Regions from separate parts of the Homo sapiens genome. Here all the other regions are linked to region 1. Evidence: read pairs that join two places in POLR2A ChIA-PET (ENCODE). Cell type or tissue: OCI-LY7. All regions are shown on one strand. Links, peaks and the distances in the headings refer to the core of each region. The heading gives the core; the rest is flanking DNA.

Region 1 (6,324 bases), core at 593-5,592:
ATAATAGATGCACTGAGGCAGAGTAAGGGTTTCAAGCATCACATATGTGTGTTCTGTATACAGTGAGATAGTGAAGGAGTAAGCGTGTAGACAGGTTGCCACAGAGAATAGTCTATTAATGAAAATCCCATCCATAAAGTAACTTTTCAGCCAATGGTTAAAGATAAAAATACAACTAAATTTTTTGAACAAGAAATAATCTAACATAATCATTACGTTTCAACACAAACTGCATCACCACTAACTGATGTGCCTACCAACCTATCAAGAAACATTACTTCTATAATGGATAAAATGAGAACAAAGTCTGTTTGAGTGCAGAAAGGGAAATATCCAAATATCTGAAGCTTTCTAACCACAGCCAGAACATAGAAAAAAGACACTAAAAATATTTTGGGATTCCAGTGTCCAAAATGCATATACGTTATCCTGGTGGATACAAAAAATAAAAGAATATAGCAACCTTTTCCTTTTTTAAAAAAGGTTAATTATTAAATATTTCAAGTATATAAAAAGTACAAAAATTAGCACTCATAATCTACCACCTAGATTTAGAACTATAACATTACAGATACAGTTGAAGACTCTCATCTTCCCTTCCCAATTTTATTCCATTCCTATCCCCTAAGAGGTAACTATTCTGAATGTTGTTTATAATTCCATGCACATGTCTATCCTTTTATAACACAAGTGTGTATAAAAGCATCCTCTTGCACTGACAATATTTTATATAGATGGTATGATACTGTACACAAGTAATTTTTTTACCCCAACACTGTTGTTTTGAGATATATTGATATTGACGTCTGAAGCACTAACTGATTTGTTTTAAGTGCTCTATAATATTCCATTAAATGATTATAGCTGGCTGGGCATGGTGGTTCACACCTGTAATCCCAGCACTTTGGGAGGCCAACGGGGGCGGATTGCTTGAGATCAGGAGTTTGATATCAGCCTGGCCAACATGGCGAAACCCCGTCTCTACTAAAATACAAAAATCAGCTGGGCGTGGTGGCGGGAGCCTGTAATCCCAGCTACTAGGGAGGCTGAGACAGGAGAATTGCTTGAACCCAGGAGGTGGAGGTTGCAGTGAGCCGGGATAGCACCACTGCACTCCAGCCCGGGTGACAAAGCAAGATCGTCTCAAAAAAAAAAAAAAAAAAAAAAAAAAAAAAAAAAAAAAATTACAGCTGAAGGTATCTATTAATTCTCCATTTCCTTGGGAGGAGGAGCTATTATAAACATGTTAACATAAACATTCTTGATTATATCTCCTTATGCATGCAAGAGACTTTTTTTACAGTATACATTTAGGGTTGGAATGACTAAGTCTTGGTGATATGCTCATTTGATATTATTAAATATTCCCAAATTGCGCTTCAGAAGGTAGTATCTCTCCCACCAGCAGTGTGTAGGTTTCCCACTCTCCACAATCTGGCCATCTGTAGTATAAGAGCTTTTAATTCTCAACTATCTGGCACGTGCAGTCATGTTTCATCCTGTTGTTTTGCTTCCTTTAAAAGTAGCATTGTTTAAAGTGAGTGGGGAGTGGCCCAGAACATAGAGGAGCTGAGGAAGGGAGTGGAGGAAAGGATCACAAGAAGATAAGCTGAGAGCTGGTGTTATAAAGGAATTTCTAGTGATAAGAGATGGTTCATTAAAACAACTTCCTCACTCTACACAAAACAGGTTCATTTCTCCTAAGTCATCAGAGGTGTTTAATGCATCTGCACCACAGCTCATTGACCAGGAGTGTCCAGACTTACTCACCACTTACTGAGAGACCCCAAGTGGAAGTATGATCATTTCATAATGCATGAAATAAATCAGAAAATAATTGTTACTAGCATTTCTTATTTTAAACCAATGTAAATATTGGCACAGATATTCTCTCAATAAACATTAGTAGGCACGAGAGAAATTCTCATGAGACTTAAAGAAAATTGTAAAAAATAAAAGTGTTGTTACAATGCTAAAGAAAATAAAAAGAATTGGCCAGGCACAGTGGCTCACGCCTGTGATCCCAGCACTTTGGGGGGCCGAGGTGGGCAGATTACTTGAGGTCAGGAGTTCAAGACCAGCCTGGCCAACATGGTGAAACCCCATCTCTACTAAAAATATAAAAATTAGCCAGGCATGGTGGCACGTGCCTATAATCCCAGCTACTCTGGAGGCGGAGGTTGCAGTGAGCTGAGATTGCTCCATTGCACTAAAAAAGCAAAAAAAAAAAGAAAAAATCAACTTCCTTCTCTCAAAGTGTAATGATCATCTTCTCTTGAAAAAAATACTAAAATTTTTCATTCTTAGTACAACAAAATAGTACTTGTGATTTAAAACAATGGATATAAATCTTATTACAATTAAATGCTATGACTAGATTCTAAATATCCTTTCAAATGATACTTCAGACATAGATTTTTAAAGTACTTTCATAGCTCCCATTACTTTTCCAGGAGCTTAAATTAAAACAAAAAAAAATTTTTTTCTACGATTTCTTCCTGAGAATTTGCCACCAAAGAGAAACTGCAGTCTTCAACAAAGAGCAGCAGATTAAAATAAAACTTGTGCAGCTGTACTTTCTAGATGGCCAAAGAATCAACCTAAGTGAAACTAAACATATGACAAGAATAGCATTCTAAAACTGTCTTTGCCCTGTGAAAACAGAGAAATGCTTTGTTTTTATTTCACTTGGCTAATCCTTACATGATATATTATTTTAAATATCTCTTGTTCTGCTTCTTTCATGGCAGTTTTCCTATCTGTTGGTCAATGGCAGGAATAAGGGTTACATCTTTAACTAATTGACCAGAAATGAATAAAACTAAAAATACACACACACACCAACTCTTTTCGGTAGCATAGGACCTGAGGAACTTTCAGGACTCAGAGGAAATTGCTAGACTGCCAAATATGCTTCCTATCCCAGATATTTCTGTCCTCTGCAACCAGACACATGACCTACCAGGCTAGGAATAGTCTAAATAAGAAAACAGCAAAAGTTTAAGTTAATAGAAAGGAGAAGGGAAAAGAAAAAAAGAAGGATGTTACCTAGGAAAACTCAGGAGGCATAGCTGATAGGCTTTTCTAAATGAACACACTCAGCAGGAATATATGATATAATTTTAACTAGAAGTAACTAACAATAATGCTTAGCAGTCAAGGGCAACAGGCTTTGGAGTCAGGCAGTCGTAATCCCAAATTTTCCTAGCTATATCACCTTAGGCAAATGATTGAATTTCTTTGAGCTTCGGTTTGTGATACTAAAAAAATGCTAATAGAAAATACATCTTACAGAGCTCTTTTAAGAATTATTATTATTATTATTCTTTGTTTTGTGATTTTTTTGAGACAGGGTCTTGCTGTGTCGCCCAGGCTGGAGTGCAGTGGTGTGATCTCAGCTTACTGCAACCTCTGCCTCCTGGGTTCAAGAGATTCTCATGCCTCCCAAGTAGCTGGGATTACAGGCATGTGCTGCCACACCTGGCTAATTTTTGTATTTAGTAGAGACAAGGTTTCACCACGTTGGCCAGGCTGGTCTTGAACTCCTGGCCTCAAGTGATCCAACTGCCTCAGCTCCGCAAAGTGCTGGGATTACCACACCCAGCCTCTCCTTTAAGAATTTGAAAATGTATGCAGATAAAGCACTTGGTACCTAGCACATAGTGAATACTCAATAAGAAGCAGATAATATGTACAAGATAAATGAGCACAGTTTAGACATCATTAGCCTTTTTAAGGAACTACTTCAATCAAATGCCAATAACACTCCTAGACAAAGGCTAGCTTAAAACAATAAGCCAGTTTATTTGTCCCGGACATATGTGTGGTAAGATTAGCTTTATCTCTTTCTCTCAAATGTAAGTTTGCTTCATTTAAAAATACTTCCCTAGGAAAGAATGGGCACAAAATTAAACCACCAGATACTAGCAGGAGCAAGAGCAAAAAAATGTAGAAAGTAAAAAATCTCCAACATAATAGGGCCTGCTTAAATAAACTTAATCTATCTAGGTGATCTAGGTGTGGCAGCTCACACCTATAATCCCAACCCTTTGGGAGGCCAAGGTGGGAGAATCGCTTGAACCCAGGAGTTCAAGACCAGCCTGGGCAACATGGCAAAACCCCATCTCTACAAAAAAGAGAAAAATTAGCTGGGTGAGGTAGCATGCATCTGTAGTCCCAGCTACTCAGGAGGCTGAGGAGGGAGGATCACTTGAACGCAGGAGGTCATGGCTGCAGTGAGCTGTGATCACGACACTGCATTCCAGCCTGGGTGAGAGAGCGAGATCCTGTCTAAATAAATAAATAAATACATACATACATAAACTTAACCCAAAGAAAAATGAAAAGAGCTAAATAAAATAATTCCTTCATCAAATGCTAATATGGGTTGCAAATAGCAGCAAATCAAAATGTCTAATTAAAAATGAGTTACAACATTTTATGATGTACTAATTAAAGGGGTAAATCTGGAGGAAAATTAAGGAGGGGCTTAAGGATTGCTCCAGGTAAAGGATTGCTCTAGGATAAAAAAACAGACTTAGGACAAGTAGGGGCAAATCTCTTAGAACTGTTTCAGAGTATTCTGGAAAGGGATATACCTGTCAATCACCAGCACAATGCCTGGCATGTAGTAGGTATGTTTGCTCAATGAAGTTCTGCAGATTTCTCAAAGAAAGCCACACATGCTTTAAATACTCAGAATGCAAAATACTACTGACTTTTTTGCATGAAATATGGGTTAGAGATACTCATATAACAATTGCTAAGTCATTAGTAATATGGTTAAGGATTCTAGAGCTCAATGTCCCAAGGTTGGCTCAGATTTGGGAACTGGAAGACAGAGCTGAGAAAAAGCCACATGAAGCTAGCTGGAAGTTTCACAAAGGAAATGGATGATGGCAAGCTCAGCATGCGATTCACTGAACTGTGGGATGCTTTTCAAAGAATCACACAGTGTAAAATCACTTGGCCTTGCAAAAAGCATTTTAGGCAAACTTCTTTGGATGGAGGAAATGCCTTTATAGCAGTAAGCTCCTATTACTGGAGAGAATGACATCGAGACAGGTTGAATTTTGTAGACAAACATAGTAAGTTTCTCCTCCTTTTCTCCCATCTTAGTTTAAATCATACCCTAGTGAAAGAGGAAGGCAACTATTTGGGTATACTCAGAATTTCTCAGAGCACTTTCAAGTAGGAAGTGTACTTTTAGTTGGGAGACTGGTGGGCACCATGAAGCTCCCAAAAGTGACAAAGCATGGAGGCTTGACCATACCTTATGCAATCTCCCTTCTCCACGTCGGCGCTAATGACTTCCTATTAACACAGTCTCCTCCGCTACAACCATGACTGAAACTCAGAACTCAGTGTGAACTTTTTTCCTACTCGTGTCATCAAATTTCTACAGTGAATTCTCGATAAACCTCCCAATTTGACAAGTAATTGATGCATACTAACCAAACATATAAAAGTCTTTCACAAATAAAAGCTACTTAAAATGTTTGGATGACAAACCGGTATCCCTGAAATGCTGATGTTAAAATGAAACATTCAGTAAACAAGGGAGGTACCTTCAGTGACTGCAGAGAGTCCGAGTTAGTATCACAGTAGAGGATGATGTTGTTGGCCATGCTGAAACTTTCTCTCACCCCAAGGTGGTAAAACAAGGACGGCTGCCGGAAGGCATCGCTCATCTCCACCACCGCAATATCTGCAAACAGAAAACAAAGTCCCCCAAAGAATGACACCCAAATAATGCCCAATCAGCACATTTTGGTTTGAATTATCTTAGTATTCAAAAGAGGAAATAAGGAAACGATAGGGATTTTCTCTCTTCATTTATCACTGAATTTTGAATTTGCAGCTCTACCTGGAAGTGGTTTTATAAAATGTAACAAACCTCCTTTTTCTGTTTTTAAGAGACAAGGTCTTGCTCTGTCACCCAGACTGGAGTACAGTGACATGATCATGGCTGACTGCAGCCTTGAACTCCTAGGCTCAAATGATCCTCCCACCTCAGTCTCCCTAGTAACTGGGACTACAGGCATGTGGCATCACGCCCAGCTAATTAAAAAATTTTTTTAGAGACAGGGTCTTCCTATGTTTCCCAGGTTGAACTCAAACTCCCGGCCTCAAATAATCCTCCTGCCTCGGCTTTCCAAAATGCTGGGATTACAGGTGTGAGCCACCATGCCTGGCCCAAACCTGCATTTTTTTTAAAGAAGAAGGAGATCATGTGATTACTGGAAACCGAGGAGAATTTGCAACGGTGGGAAGCAGGGGCTAATGCTCTCTCATAAATTTCAACATTAAAACACGTTAACTAAG
Region 2 (6,324 bases), core at 910-5,909, 55 kb after region 1:
GCTACTATATACATCAGTAAGTCCTATGCTACACTAACAGTGACTAAAAGACTGCTACTCAGTTTGCCTCTTCCTGCAATGGAAGGGGAGACCATGTTCAAAATAGGTTTCAAAATATTTGGCTTTATAATGGCCTCCCTTTTTATTTTTATTTATTTTTATTTTTTGAGACAGAGACCATGTTTATTTTTTTGAGACCATGTTGGGGCATCTCTCCCCTAATGGATGGACTGAGGCATATGGTAAAAGGGAACTCTAAGCCCCTTTCACAAATTATATTACAGTATAATACAATACATACAGAACAGTGCACTGTTTATAATAGCAATTCTGGGCAAAGTAGAAAAGGTTAAATTATCTTCAGTATAATCCTTAAAAGCAAGGGAAAAGATTTTTCATACAAATAACTGATATATTTCAGACCATGCCATGACCAAATACTATGTGTTATTTAAAGAAATGTTAAGTTTATAAATTTCACTTAGCCCAAAAATTGTTTCTTCTCATCAATCATAGTACATTTCAATACAGACGTATTACTTTTCCTATATCATACAACAAAATAAATTCAAAATGGAGGTAAGAGTCAAGTGTAAAAATAAAATATATTAAACTTTATAGAATAAAATATAGGCCAGATGCAGTGGCTCACGCCTGTAATCCCAGTACTTTGGAAGGTTGAGGCAGAAGGATTGCCTGAGCCCAGAAATTCGAGGCCGCAGTGAGCTATGAAGGCACCACTGTACTCCAGCCTGGGCAACACAGCAAGACTTTGTCTCTCAAAATAATGAAATAAAACACAAATGAATACTTCTCGGATATATGTATGAAGCAAGAATCTGCACTTAAAAGGGATAATTTTGACTAATTAAAAAATCTGTCAGGAATTCACACAAAAATTATCATAAACATAAAACTGAGGAAAAATATAATAAATTTTTAAAAACAAAGGGATAATATTCTTAATATGTATACAACTCCTTATTATATTAAAGGAATCTAAAGCACATTTCTGGTTTTAAACACTAGATGTCATTTAATGTGATGTTAGGAACTAGACATGGAAACCAATTTCTGTATGAAAGTACGTTTGAGGCTCCTGTGGGCCAGCCAGCAGGTATGGAGAGTAGAGCAGATGCTTAACCTACAGCTCTGAGGTCTGGGCTACAAATATGAATTAGGGAGTCATCCGATACTCAAAAAGGCATTTTCTTCATTTCACATGAACCAAAGGAATGAAACCTAGCTGATTTCCCCCTACTGCAAACAGACAACTTACTACACTAATCTCATTATTATTATTATCATTATTATTGCTGTCATCAAAAAGCACTCTGTACTGAGGTAGAAGTCAGGACTTGACTCCAGAGGTGGGGCTTGGACACCGGACCAGATTGAGGACTAGCTAAAACAAAGCCAGAGCAGAAGCAGCTGTCAACAACAAAATGACATGCCCACCAGTGTGCCATGTCAATTTACTGTTGCCATAGCAATACCAGGGAGTTACCACCCCTTTCCATGGCAATGACCTAGTGACCCAAAAGTTACTACCCTTTCCTGAGAAATTTCTGCAAAAACAACCCCTTAATCTGCATGCAATTAAAAGTAGGTATAAATATGACTGCAAAGCTGCCCTGAGCTACTACTCTCTGCCTACTGGGTAGGCGTGCTCTGAAGAAGCAGTCACAGAGCTGTAACACTGCCTCTTCAATAAAGCTGTTTTCTTCTACCTCTGGCTTGCCCTTGAATTCTTTCCTGGGCAAAGCCAAGAACCCTCATGGGCTAAGCTCCACTTTGGGTCTCGCCTACCCTGCAGCAGCTCTATCTCAACAACCCGATATTTTAAAATATGTTCTTTTTTGAAAATCCATGTTTCCAACCTGAGAGCTGATTTTCAAAATAGGTTTTCAAAATATTTGGCTTTATAATGGTCTCCCTTTTTATTTTTTTTTTATTTTTTGAGACACAGTCTTGCTCCATCACTCAGGCTGGAGTGCAGTGGCTCACTGCAACCTCTGCTTCCCAGGTTCAAGCGATTCTCCTGCCTCAGCCTCCCAACTAGCTGGGACTACAGGCGTGTGCCACCACGCCCAATTAATTTTTGTATTTTTTAGTAGAAATGGGGGGGGGGGGTTTACCATGTTGGCCAGGCTGGTCTCGAACTCCCAACCTCAGGTGATCTGCGCCCCTCGGCCTCCCAAAGTCCTGGGATTACAGGCGTGAGCCACCACACCCAGCCTGTGGTCTCCCATTATTTTGAGGGGGGGGGAGACCTTAGTCCCTAGTAAAGTAATTCTCTAGCATATTAAGTATATGAAATGTTTCTATGCAAATGTGTTCCTTCCTACCCTACTGTGGTAAGCATGGCACAGAAGACCCTGTAGAAGATATCATCAGAAACAGCAGTCAATACTGTGCACCTCTCTGTATACAGATAAGGCAGAAGGGAGTTCATTCCAAGATGTGCAGTAAAATAATTCAGAAAAGGATGGTTGGGGGCAGTGGCGGGGGGCTTCTTTTTGAAATGAATGAACAGACAATGAAAATGAATGAATGCACATACAGTAGTGAGACAATGCAGGTTAATCCAGGGTTTACTTCAGTAATCTACTGACAGCAGCCCTCCACTGAGGAGGGGTTAGGAAGCTTAAGATGAAGAAAACCTAAAAATCAAGCCGAGTTTTGAAAAAATGTTAACTGTTTCCACTGTAAGTTTACAAAGTAAGGTGGCAAACTGAGCAAAATAAATCTCATTTTTAAAAATGAATCATGTTCACTGTTATGCAGCCAGCATTATGAGCAATTAAGTGTTTCAAGTGGTTGAGAAAACAAGAAAGGCGTTTCAGGTTCCAGTTCCTATTCTTGAGCTTTCAAAAGCCTGTGAAATCTGGCCATTGGGGACAGATGCATGGAAGACTTAACTGGCCTGAGAGATGGGCACTTTCCCTTCCTGAAGAAGTCCTACACCTCTGTAAATTGGGTTCAAGCCAGTCAAGAATTCTCAACTTAAGCTGTATCAGTGTGAATTCAAATTTCTCTAAGTTAAGAGATTCTCGGAAGGAAAAACAACTCTATTTTCAGTCAATTAAAATTAGCAAGAAAACAAGTACATTTACAAAGGGTCATGCTCCAGAAGTTATTCTCATAAGAAAGTGGTTGGGAATTTGCCTTCCACATTCCCATGGAAACCCTGTTAAATAACACCTGAGCCCACAAAGGCCTACTGACCTCATCCCATCTGAGGCATGAATACCAGCAGCCAGGCCACGTGCCTTACCTTGGGAGTAGCCTGCACCGCTTCCAGAGACTGCCTTCTCTCTGCTTTCCTCGTGAACACATTTCTTTAAATAACACTCCCTGTTACATGCCTTCTGTTGTTCTCCAGAAATCAGTCAAGTCACCGTACCTGACATCTACCACCACCTGCTTTCCTGAAACTGCTCTGGCAAAGTTATCAGGGGTTTTCTGATCTCCAAGTCCAGTTATTTCTCTGAAACATTCAACTTCACTGACCTTCGGACAAGCCCTCTTTGCATTGCTTTTAGAGCTAATCCCTTCTCTCTCTCCCTCTCTGAACTTTCTCTCATCTGTTGTGCCATCTTACCATCTTCCCTTTCTCACTAGATGATGCCTTCCTTTGCCCATTTTTTGTTGTTGTTGTTGTTGGTTGGTTCGTTGGTTGTTTTCTGAGACAGAGTCTGGCTGTTTCACCCAGGCTGGAGTGCAGTGGTACGATCTCAGCTCACTGCAGCCTCTGCCTCCTGGGTTCAAGTGATTCTCATGCCTAAGCCTCCCAAGTAACTGGGACCACAGGCGGGTGCCACCACACCCAGCTAATTTTTCTATTTTTAGTAAAGATGGGGTTTCTCCACGTTGGCCAGGCTGGTCTCAAACACCTGGTCTCAAACATCAGGTGATCTGCCTGCCTCAGCCTCCCAAAGTGCTGGGATTACATTACAGGCATGAGTCACCATGCCCCGCCGTCCATCTTTAAATGCCAGTGTTTCCTTAGTTCTATCATAGGCCTTCTCTTTATCCTACCCCTTCCTTATGGAGAGACTCATTTTTTCCATGATTTATTATAAAATGCCTGGCACATGTTAAGTGCTCAATAAATGTTAGCTTTCATCATTATCCTTCAAAACCCAGTTCAAATGTCACCTCCTGTCCAATGTCTTAGCCAACCTCCTCCACACTTCCTTCTCCTCCTGAAGAATCCTCCATGATTTGTGCTCTCAAAGAACCTTACATAAACCTCTAGTATAACAATTAGCACCAGCCTAGGCAACATGGCAAAACCCCATCTCTACAAAAAAAGAATTAAAAAATTAGCCAGCATGGTGGCACACACCTGTGATCCCAGCTACTCAGAAGGCTGAAGTGGGAGGATCGCCTGAGCCCAAGGAGGTTACGGCTGCAGTGAGCTGTGATCGCACCACTGCACTCCAGCCTGGGTGACAGAGTGACTCAGTCTCAAATTTTTTAAAAAACAACAACAACAAACAATTAGCACAATATATATAATACGTTCATAGGCTGGTCTCCCTTACCAGACTGTGAGCCGCTCCAGGAAAGGGATGACATCATTGAATTGTATTCTACAAACATCATTAAGTGTCATCTACAGGTCACACACTGATACAGAAGACCTGGGGCATGTCAAGAACCATAAAATGTGATCTTTGTCATTAACTCACACTTAAGCAGAAAAAGCAGACATCAAAACCAATAACTAAAACACCACTGGGGGGAAAGTGTGATATTCATTCAATCAATCAATCTGTATCAAGTGCCAAGCACTCCATTAGGTACTAGAGGTGCAGGGTTAACAAGACAGAAAAAGAGACATGGAACTATATTCTAATGATTCTTTAAAAAACCAGAAACTGCTCCTTGTTTGTCAGATGTTTCTAACAAAAGGTTTTTCATTATTGTGTAAATTGGACTTGACTTTTTCAGTTGTTCCTTCTTAGTCATATCACGTATGATGCAAGACCTATGGAGCAACAGCTTTCTTTATATCTCCCAAAGAATCAAGCATGATTTGAATACTGAATCCTTAAAGCAAATCAAAATTTATTTAACAGCCTTCAGAGGTCATTTCAAGAGGGAATAGATAGGGCTGCTAACAGAAATATGAATTAAAAAAAAATTCAGATCTTAGAGAATAAAAATAGAAGGATAAATAGTTCCAAGATTATTCATACCTTAAAAGAAAAAGAATGCTAAGGTCAAGCTTATAAGCAACTAGGCAATGTGCTGGATTCAGGAAGAAATTTACCTGGTGACCACATATTAGGTATAGATTATGGCTCAAAAGTTGGGTAATACTTTTTGCTGTGGCTAAATGGGACAATGACAAGTCTTGAAAAAATAATTCTCATAGACTAAATATTAAGTCATTAGAAGCTTGTAACCTAGTCCAGGTCTCAAATTAGGCTTTCGGCACGTAGACCAGGTAACTGAAAACTGAAAGCAGATGAGAGTCTCGAATTCTCCTGTCATAGCCTTTTTCTTCTTCTATGCTCTCAGAAAACCTCCTCATATTAAATGTGGCATATCCTCTGGCACAGAACTCTTTGGGTAACATGCACCTAACTCCCCTGATAATAAACCATGGAGAATAACCCAAAGAACATACAGTGTGAAAACAGAAAAATCATGATTGCTTCATACATCCACTCCTGCAAACTTAGTCCAATGTGTCTAATGATGTTTTTAGAGGAACATACAAGCCTATTAAATAGTTGTGGCCTGGGAAAACTAAGGCATGGCAATATACAAATACCACAGTGCAATTTTGCTTGAAAATTCTCAAGCGATGTCACAACACGGTGGCAACAGCTTTTGTGTGTACAATGCATTCCCTTCTGGGATCACTTGAAGATGAGATCTGGCCCTTCTTGGGCTACTTCAAATTAGAAGTTAACTTGCCTGCAAACAGGTAATGATAAGAAGATCCAATCCTGAATAATCAAGAGATTATCCATCAAGAAGAGTGTTCATTATTTAACATGATAAAAACCTATTTCGTTAATAAAACCTACACTAAGTGGAGAGTCCTGAGTTCTATGAAGCTTGGAAATTGTGAGGCTGTACTTTCTCATTACTTATGTATATTTCACCCAGCAGTGAAAATGTCTCTTCAGGTAAACCAAGGAGATACATCAATATCTTAATTTTAGTTCCAAGTGTATACACGATTCGTCTAAAGTAGAAGAGTGTCACTTGTATGCTATTATGGTTTTGGGGTTGTCTTTTATTTTTTATTTATTTATTTATTTTTGAGACAGGACATTGCTGTCACCCAGGCTGGAGTGCAGT
Region 3 (6,324 bases), core at 544-5,543, 73 kb before region 1:
TTTTTTTTTTTTTTAATGGACTCCTTATCATCTGAAGTCATTAGTGTTAGTGACAGGGGCCGGGCGGAGTGGCTCACACCTGTAATCCCAGCATTTTGGAAGCCCTACACGGGCGGATCACTGAGGTCAGGAGTTTCAGACCAGCCCGGCCAACACGGTGAAACCCTGTCTCTACTAAAATTACAAAAATTAGCTGGGCATGGTGACATGCGCCCGTAATCCCAGCTACTTGGGAGGCTGAGGCAGGAGAACATTTTGGACCTGGGAGGCGGAGGTTGCAGTGAACTGAGATCATGCCACTGCACTCCAGCCTGGGCGAAAACAGCAAAACTCTGTCTCACAAAATAAAATAAAATAAAATAAAATAAATAAAATAAAATAAAAATAAAATAAAATAAAATAAAATAAAATAAAATAAAATAAAATAAAATAAAATAAAATAAAATTAGTGGCAGGACACAGTGTAGTAGACGGCATGTGTGCTTTGTATCCACACAAAGGGAGCTGAGTTCCTTGTATACCAAAAGGACAGAAATCATCCTATTACATAAACCAACAGCTCAGCTAAAGAGGACCTCCACATGGCTGAGTGTAATCTACATTTTGATTCTGGTCCATAGTTCACATTGACCCCACAGTTACATTTTAAGTAGGTCAGGAGCACAGAATCAGTTCAACCAGCAGTGAACATTTTGTTGCAAATCTCTTCCTAAAGGAGATAGTGACACTGAAGAAGGCTGGGCATTTCCACCAATTGAATGATTCTTGACATTCCTTGTATTTTAAAATCATGATTAGAAGTTCTATCCAGCCCATGAATAGTGGAGAAAAATGTCTTATAAGTTAACAAAATGTACCAAGGAAACTTACCTCACTCCCCTGACAGAAGAGGCACTAAAATTCCACTCATGTATACCTTTCTAGAACAACAACAAGAAAATATACTGAGTCATCCAAATGGAAAATAACATAACAACAATAATTTTGTTTAATTATTTTTAAAGTGATATACACAGCCATTTTTCCTGGTACACTATTTTTCATGAAAGAATTATCTGGATGGAAAGCACAATTCATTCTCAAGTCCCAAGGGTAATGATTACTCTACTTAATAATTCCTGTACTTCAATAAAACAGCTTCCAAAAGAGCCTAGGAGAATTAGTCTCATTAAATTCTAAAACTTGATATCTAGTAATAACTGTTGTGTGTTAATTTTTAAGTAAAAAAAGTCAATGATCAAGGTAATTCTATTATTACAGTTGAGAAATACTTCTTTTCCGAGAAAGATAAACATTAATTTGAATAACATCTCGGCAAGGTTTTAAAGATAACTATTTCTGAATTATCTTTAGTTAAGATTTCCAACTAAATAGGCGGTTCTATTTCTTTAGAAACTAGTAGAACAAGAATGTATGTGAACACACATGTGTACAGTGCCCATCATAACTACAAGGTATTGCTACCTAATTTATGCAAAATTCCATATGCTAATAAAGTATGAACATCAAAAATTTGATTGTCATACTATAAACATGGGTGATTTGCAGAGCCAAGGTAAAGAAAAATGTGGGAATTTATTTCTTGAGTTTATCACTAAAGCTAAGATAAAATTATTATCAAATTCATATGTCCCTAAAATAAATAACAAAATGGATCATAATCCCTTTAAAAATATGTCAACAGTATAAAATAGCATAAATATTTTTACAGAAACAAAGTAGTTTATCCATGTGTCTAAGTTGAGCAAGTACAGTACGGCAATAAACTGACACTGACATTCAATTCTGTAAAGTTAAAACAACCATGAAAAGGAGTTCTTACCCACCCACTGCCAGGAGGCTGAGGTCTTGCCTGGGCTAATAAAATGGGTGACAAAGCCTTGTGGCTCTGAGGTGGCCTAGAACCCTCCTTTTGGCTAAAGCAACTCAAAAGCGACAATTTATATCTACAGCCCATAATTCTTTGCTAGGTCCATGCAACTTAAAGTAAAAATAGATCCTCTCAAGTCAGATGTGAATTTACTAAAAAGCTAGTTTCAGTGCATGTCAGTCAGGTCATGGGGATGTGATCTGAATGAACGCAGAGCAAATTTTGTTGCATGAAGTCCAGGAGGGAAGATACCATAAAAAGGTATGTGGTGGCTGTCTTAACCAGAGTACAGAGGGAGTGAAATTAAAATAGCAGACTGCAGCCTCAGCTGGTAATTTGGAAAGTTGCTTCTAAATCCTGTTGGCCTCAGGTGAACTTCTAAATATATATATATATATATGACCCAGGAGCTGCAGCTGTTACCTGTACACTACTTGCATACAATGCAGCCTTATCCTCAGAGCCTGCAGCTGAGCTGCTTTCCAAGACCATGTCCAGGAGCAGGAGGTGGGAGGCAAGTGCAGAGCTGAGGCAGTATGCAAACCCACCCCTGAACACAGCAACTGGCAAATACTAACAAGACAGCACTGGTAAAACCCATCTTCTATCAGTCCTTTTCTGGGAACAGCTAAGTAAAAATTGTGGACTGGTTTTGTAGGAAAGGAGGGGAGCATTTCCAGAATGCTTGGTTCCTGAAAGGTTGCCAGTGCTGCCAGGGAACGTTCCATTTCAGTGATGTAAATAAAGCCCAAGCCCTGAGATGGAAGGTGGAAGGAGGCCTCCCTCCCCACCTACCTGTAGGACACACCACAAGGAGGCGCTGATGAGCTGTAAAGCCAACAGGTAGTTTAAAGGCTCCTGGGATCTGTCTGGGAATCAGGGAAAACAGCAAGGCCAAACGCAGCGCTAGCTATAATTAGCCCCAACAGGCCTCAAACCAACACTCAACCTAATTTAATCAGCACAAGCACCATTTTCTAGGAACGGGTTAGCCTCAGATCCCAGGCCCCAGTTAGGGCTAGAATAGGAGCTGGAAGTTAATACTGTATTGACTGAAGGTGGCAGGAGTTATACTGTAGTAGGCACTGTCAGCTCCCTCAGCAACTGTCATTCCATCCTTCTCCTCTGCTGACAAAAAAATAAATTTTGCCCAGGTTCAGGTGGCAATGTTTATGAATGGTGAAACTGATTAGTCTAAATTGGCCACGGTAAGTCCATTTGCCTTGCTGGGGATGGGTGTAAGCATGGTCATGTGATACAACTTATGGTATAAAGGAGAGGGCTTGGCCCTCCTCCCCGGGATGCCGCCTGTGTGAGGTGCTTCTTGGAATAGCTAGCTACTTAAGAACATGAGACTAACACCAAGAGTACGCAGAGAAGCCAGAATTCAGAATCCTGATGCTGAAACTACCCTCAGAATCACCCCACCTCAAAATTTATTTTTTTCCATCCAGGCTGGAGTGTAGTGGGGTAATCATAGCTCACTACAGCCTGGATCTCCTAGGCTCAAGCAATCCTCCCGCCTCAGCCTCCCAAGCAGCTGGGACTACAGGCACATATCACCAAACCTGGTTAATTTTTTTAAATTTTTTTGTAGAGACGGGGGTCTTGCTACATTGCTCAGGCTGGTCTTGAACTCCTGGCCTCAAGCAATCCTCCTGCTCTGGCCTCCCAAATTGCTGGGATTACAGGTGTGAGTCACCATGCTCGGCCTGTAATTTCTTGTAATATGAAATACCATTTCTTTATTTAAGCTGCTTTTGGCAGGGAGTTTGTAGCAGAAAGCATCCTTGGTGGATGACAGCATCAAATCATCTTAATCTAGAATCAGGGGTAAGCATGTTTCCCTCATAAATTTCCTGGGCCTTCTGTGAGTGGCCACTGGCTGGAGCTGAAGTGAGGGAGGAGAGTCAGCACTTAGTCCTCCACTAGGCCCCTGCCTTTGCTTGATAATCCGTGAGGTAGGCCAAGGGTGCCCAAACTTCAACCCCCAAAAGGGGGGGAAATTCTAAATAACCATTTAAAACGCCCTGCAAATAACTTCTCTCTTCCTCAATCTTAAGTTTTTCTTTCATTGTACACATGCAGACTTTCTTCAAGGACTAACTTACTTTTCAGCAGCAACCATTCATTCAACAAATAGAGAACTGTTAAAAGATCGGGATTTCAATTAATTTTACCCCTGAATGTAGAGTAGCTCTCTCTAAGAGTCCTTGGGAATTGGTATATAATGTGCTTCAAGTTTTGAAAGTTGCAGTATAAAGTATATACTAGCTCACAGAGCTATTTATTCCATATGTTAGAATAAAAATAGTGAGAGGAGTGACTAAAGAAATAAACATGATAAATGAAAAGCTACATTCTCTATTCTAATTTTAGGAAAAATTTTTAAACATTCTGTGATAAAAACAACCCATTTTTAGTTTAACATAAGACCTATTAAACTGGTTGCTTCTCTGTTATTTATAGTTGTTTTAAAGTAACATGGTAATAATAAAGTTTTTTTGTTTTTATTGCTTGTCCTCCTTCCAATTTTACCACTTTTATTTTAAAAAATTGAGAAAATGGTAGTGATAATGAATACACTATGGATAGAATCAGGGTTTGCAAAGAAATTGACATAAATTCAGAATGGAAACTGATACAAGAAAGCTTCAATTTTTGAACAAGGAGAATTTTTTAGCACTAAAAGTTATAGGAAATAAGGACAACATAAATAAAATTCCTCCTGATCAAAAGATGGTGAAAATGGAAAATGGACAGTACATAACTTAAATTTGTAACCCTATTTAATGCACTTGTTTATATCCTAATATATATCCTAATATTTCTTAGCATAATATAAAAATTGTCTCTATGATTGTCACAAAACATAAGAGAATGAAAACGAGGCTCACTTTACTGAGCAAAGAACCTCCAGGAAGGAGAAAACAATAACAAATTGCTGGAAATAGTACTCATTTTCCAAAAATCTCTGGCTTACTTTCTGTTCTTTTTCTGTCTTCCAAATTCTTCTGGCTCTCTACTCATTCTCTAGGCCTTGCTAATCGCTAATTCCTCTAGCCTCACTCTGTTTCCAAGTGTCCTTGGATAACCTTGCTCTTTTCAATCAAGCCTTTGAAAATCTCCTCCTCCAGTCCTGCTCTCGTCTCCATAATGTTCATGTCTCCTAACTGTTCTTAGTTTTTGTAGTTTCCACTGGATGATTAGTGTATCTCAGCTTGTGAGAACATGTATGTGTATACTTGCATACATGCAAAACAATATAAATATTGCACTGCACTTTAAAGCAATATCACTAACATGTATATAGACAGTTATATTGATTATTCCCAATTTTGCCACTGGATGATTCCACTTGGAGTCTTGCCATTAGTTTCAACTAAACACGTCCAAAATGAAATTCCTCATGATTCCTCTACAACTCAGGTTTTCCTTCTAAAAATCCTACCACCTTTATCAATGCAATCAAAACTTGAGTCACCTTACACTTACTCCCTCTTTTTAATCCTTCTTCCTAATTTGTGATTAAGTTGTATACTTTTCTTTCCAAATCAAATCATCTGTCCCTTTGCAGTCACAATTGTATTATTCCACTCTAGGATCTCTACCTGCCTCATATCTAGCTAGTTCCTCTAACAGTCTTCTCTGTGACCCTCCAGAGCCTCAGACTTCAGAAATCAAATGTCAAGACCAGATCAGTCTTATAGCTACACTAGCAACCATTATGGAGCACTTGTTCCAAGCCACTTAGCACTGTGCTAAATGATTTCCATTCATCCTCTCACTTAATCTTCACAACAATTCTATGAGGTACTGTTATTCTCATTTTACATACATGGCAACTAAAGCATGAGGAGTTGAAGCGCATGCCTAGGCCACGAAGCATGCAAGAGCTAACATCAACCTTCACACCTATGCACTTTGATGCTGACCCTGGGTTCATAATTCACATTCTGTTCTGCCTTCCTGCCAGCTCTCAGATTTTCAGAAACGTCAGTGACATCCTGTTTCCTACCGACACATGTTTAAAATTCTTCTTCCTAGCTTACATAGCACTCTAGAGTTTTATGTCATCCTGCCCAACCAATCATATCTCCCACCTCCCTCAACACGTTTCCCCTTGTAGAATGAGTCAGACTCTGCCGGCCCCTGAACGTCCCATGCTTGCTTTCACTTTGGTGCCTTGGTTGGAATTCTGCCTTATTCTTCTAATCTAGTTTGTCTTCCCGTGTTCATTTATCTCTTCTAGTTCTACCCACAGCCAAAGTCCAGGTTCCACCTCCTTTAGCAAGCCTTCTCGAAGGACTCCATGCCTCACTGATCTTCCTCCTCACTGAACGCCACAGACCAAGAACCCATAATGTCCTCCTCAGGAACCAGCACAGTCCCAAAGTCCACAGAACTCAAAAGAACGCTGGTAGATTGATTTGCTCTACCATCATCTCAACAGT

What was found. ChIA-PET counts read pairs that join two places held together with the same protein. Peaks named below come from ENCODE experiments on the same cell type or tissue, not always from the same donor. Only the 100,000 strongest peaks of a DNase experiment are listed, where the experiment ranks them.
Region 2: POLR2A ChIA-PET joins it to region 1 with 12 read pairs; 10 of 35 experiments call an interaction of 5 or more read pairs at or near these places.
Region 3: POLR2A ChIA-PET joins it to region 1 with 31 read pairs; 7 of 35 experiments call an interaction of 5 or more read pairs at or near these places.

Annotation. Positions count from the first base shown.
Region 1 is chr6:136,714,883-136,721,206 of GRCh38, forward strand. It overlaps MAP3K5 (mitogen-activated protein kinase kinase kinase 5), which reads right to left. Exons shown (of 30, transcript NM_005923.4): 2 at 5,568-5,707. Among named protein-coding and RNA genes, the nearest start is that of MAP3K5-AS2, 66 kb to the right of the region's middle. In OCI-LY7, for the core only: no CTCF peak of the experiment used is centred there; DNase peaks (open chromatin) are centred at 1,739, 2,589, 4,919 and 5,239; H3K4me3 peaks cover 3,053 bases; H3K27ac peaks cover 4,361 bases.
Region 2 is chr6:136,769,978-136,776,301 of GRCh38, forward strand. The region is part of intron 1 of MAP3K5 (mitogen-activated protein kinase kinase kinase 5); the gene reads right to left. Among named protein-coding and RNA genes, the nearest start is that of MAP3K5-AS2, 11 kb to the right of the region's middle. RefSeq lists a silencer at 3,074-3,368. In OCI-LY7, for the core only: no CTCF peak of the experiment used is centred there; a DNase peak (open chromatin) is centred at 2,874; H3K4me3 peaks cover 684 bases; H3K27ac peaks cover 578 bases.
Region 3 is chr6:136,641,650-136,647,973 of GRCh38, forward strand. MAP3K5 (mitogen-activated protein kinase kinase kinase 5) reads right to left here. Exons shown (of 30, transcript NM_005923.4): 12 at 871-920. It overlaps MAP3K5-AS1 (MAP3K5 antisense RNA 1), which reads left to right. Exons shown (of 3, transcript NR_125858.1): 3 at 6,123-6,324. Among named protein-coding and RNA genes, the nearest start is that of MAP3K5-AS1, 16 kb to the left of the region's middle. In OCI-LY7, for the core only: a CTCF peak has its summit at 2,702 (motif pointing right); a DNase peak (open chromatin) is centred at 2,672.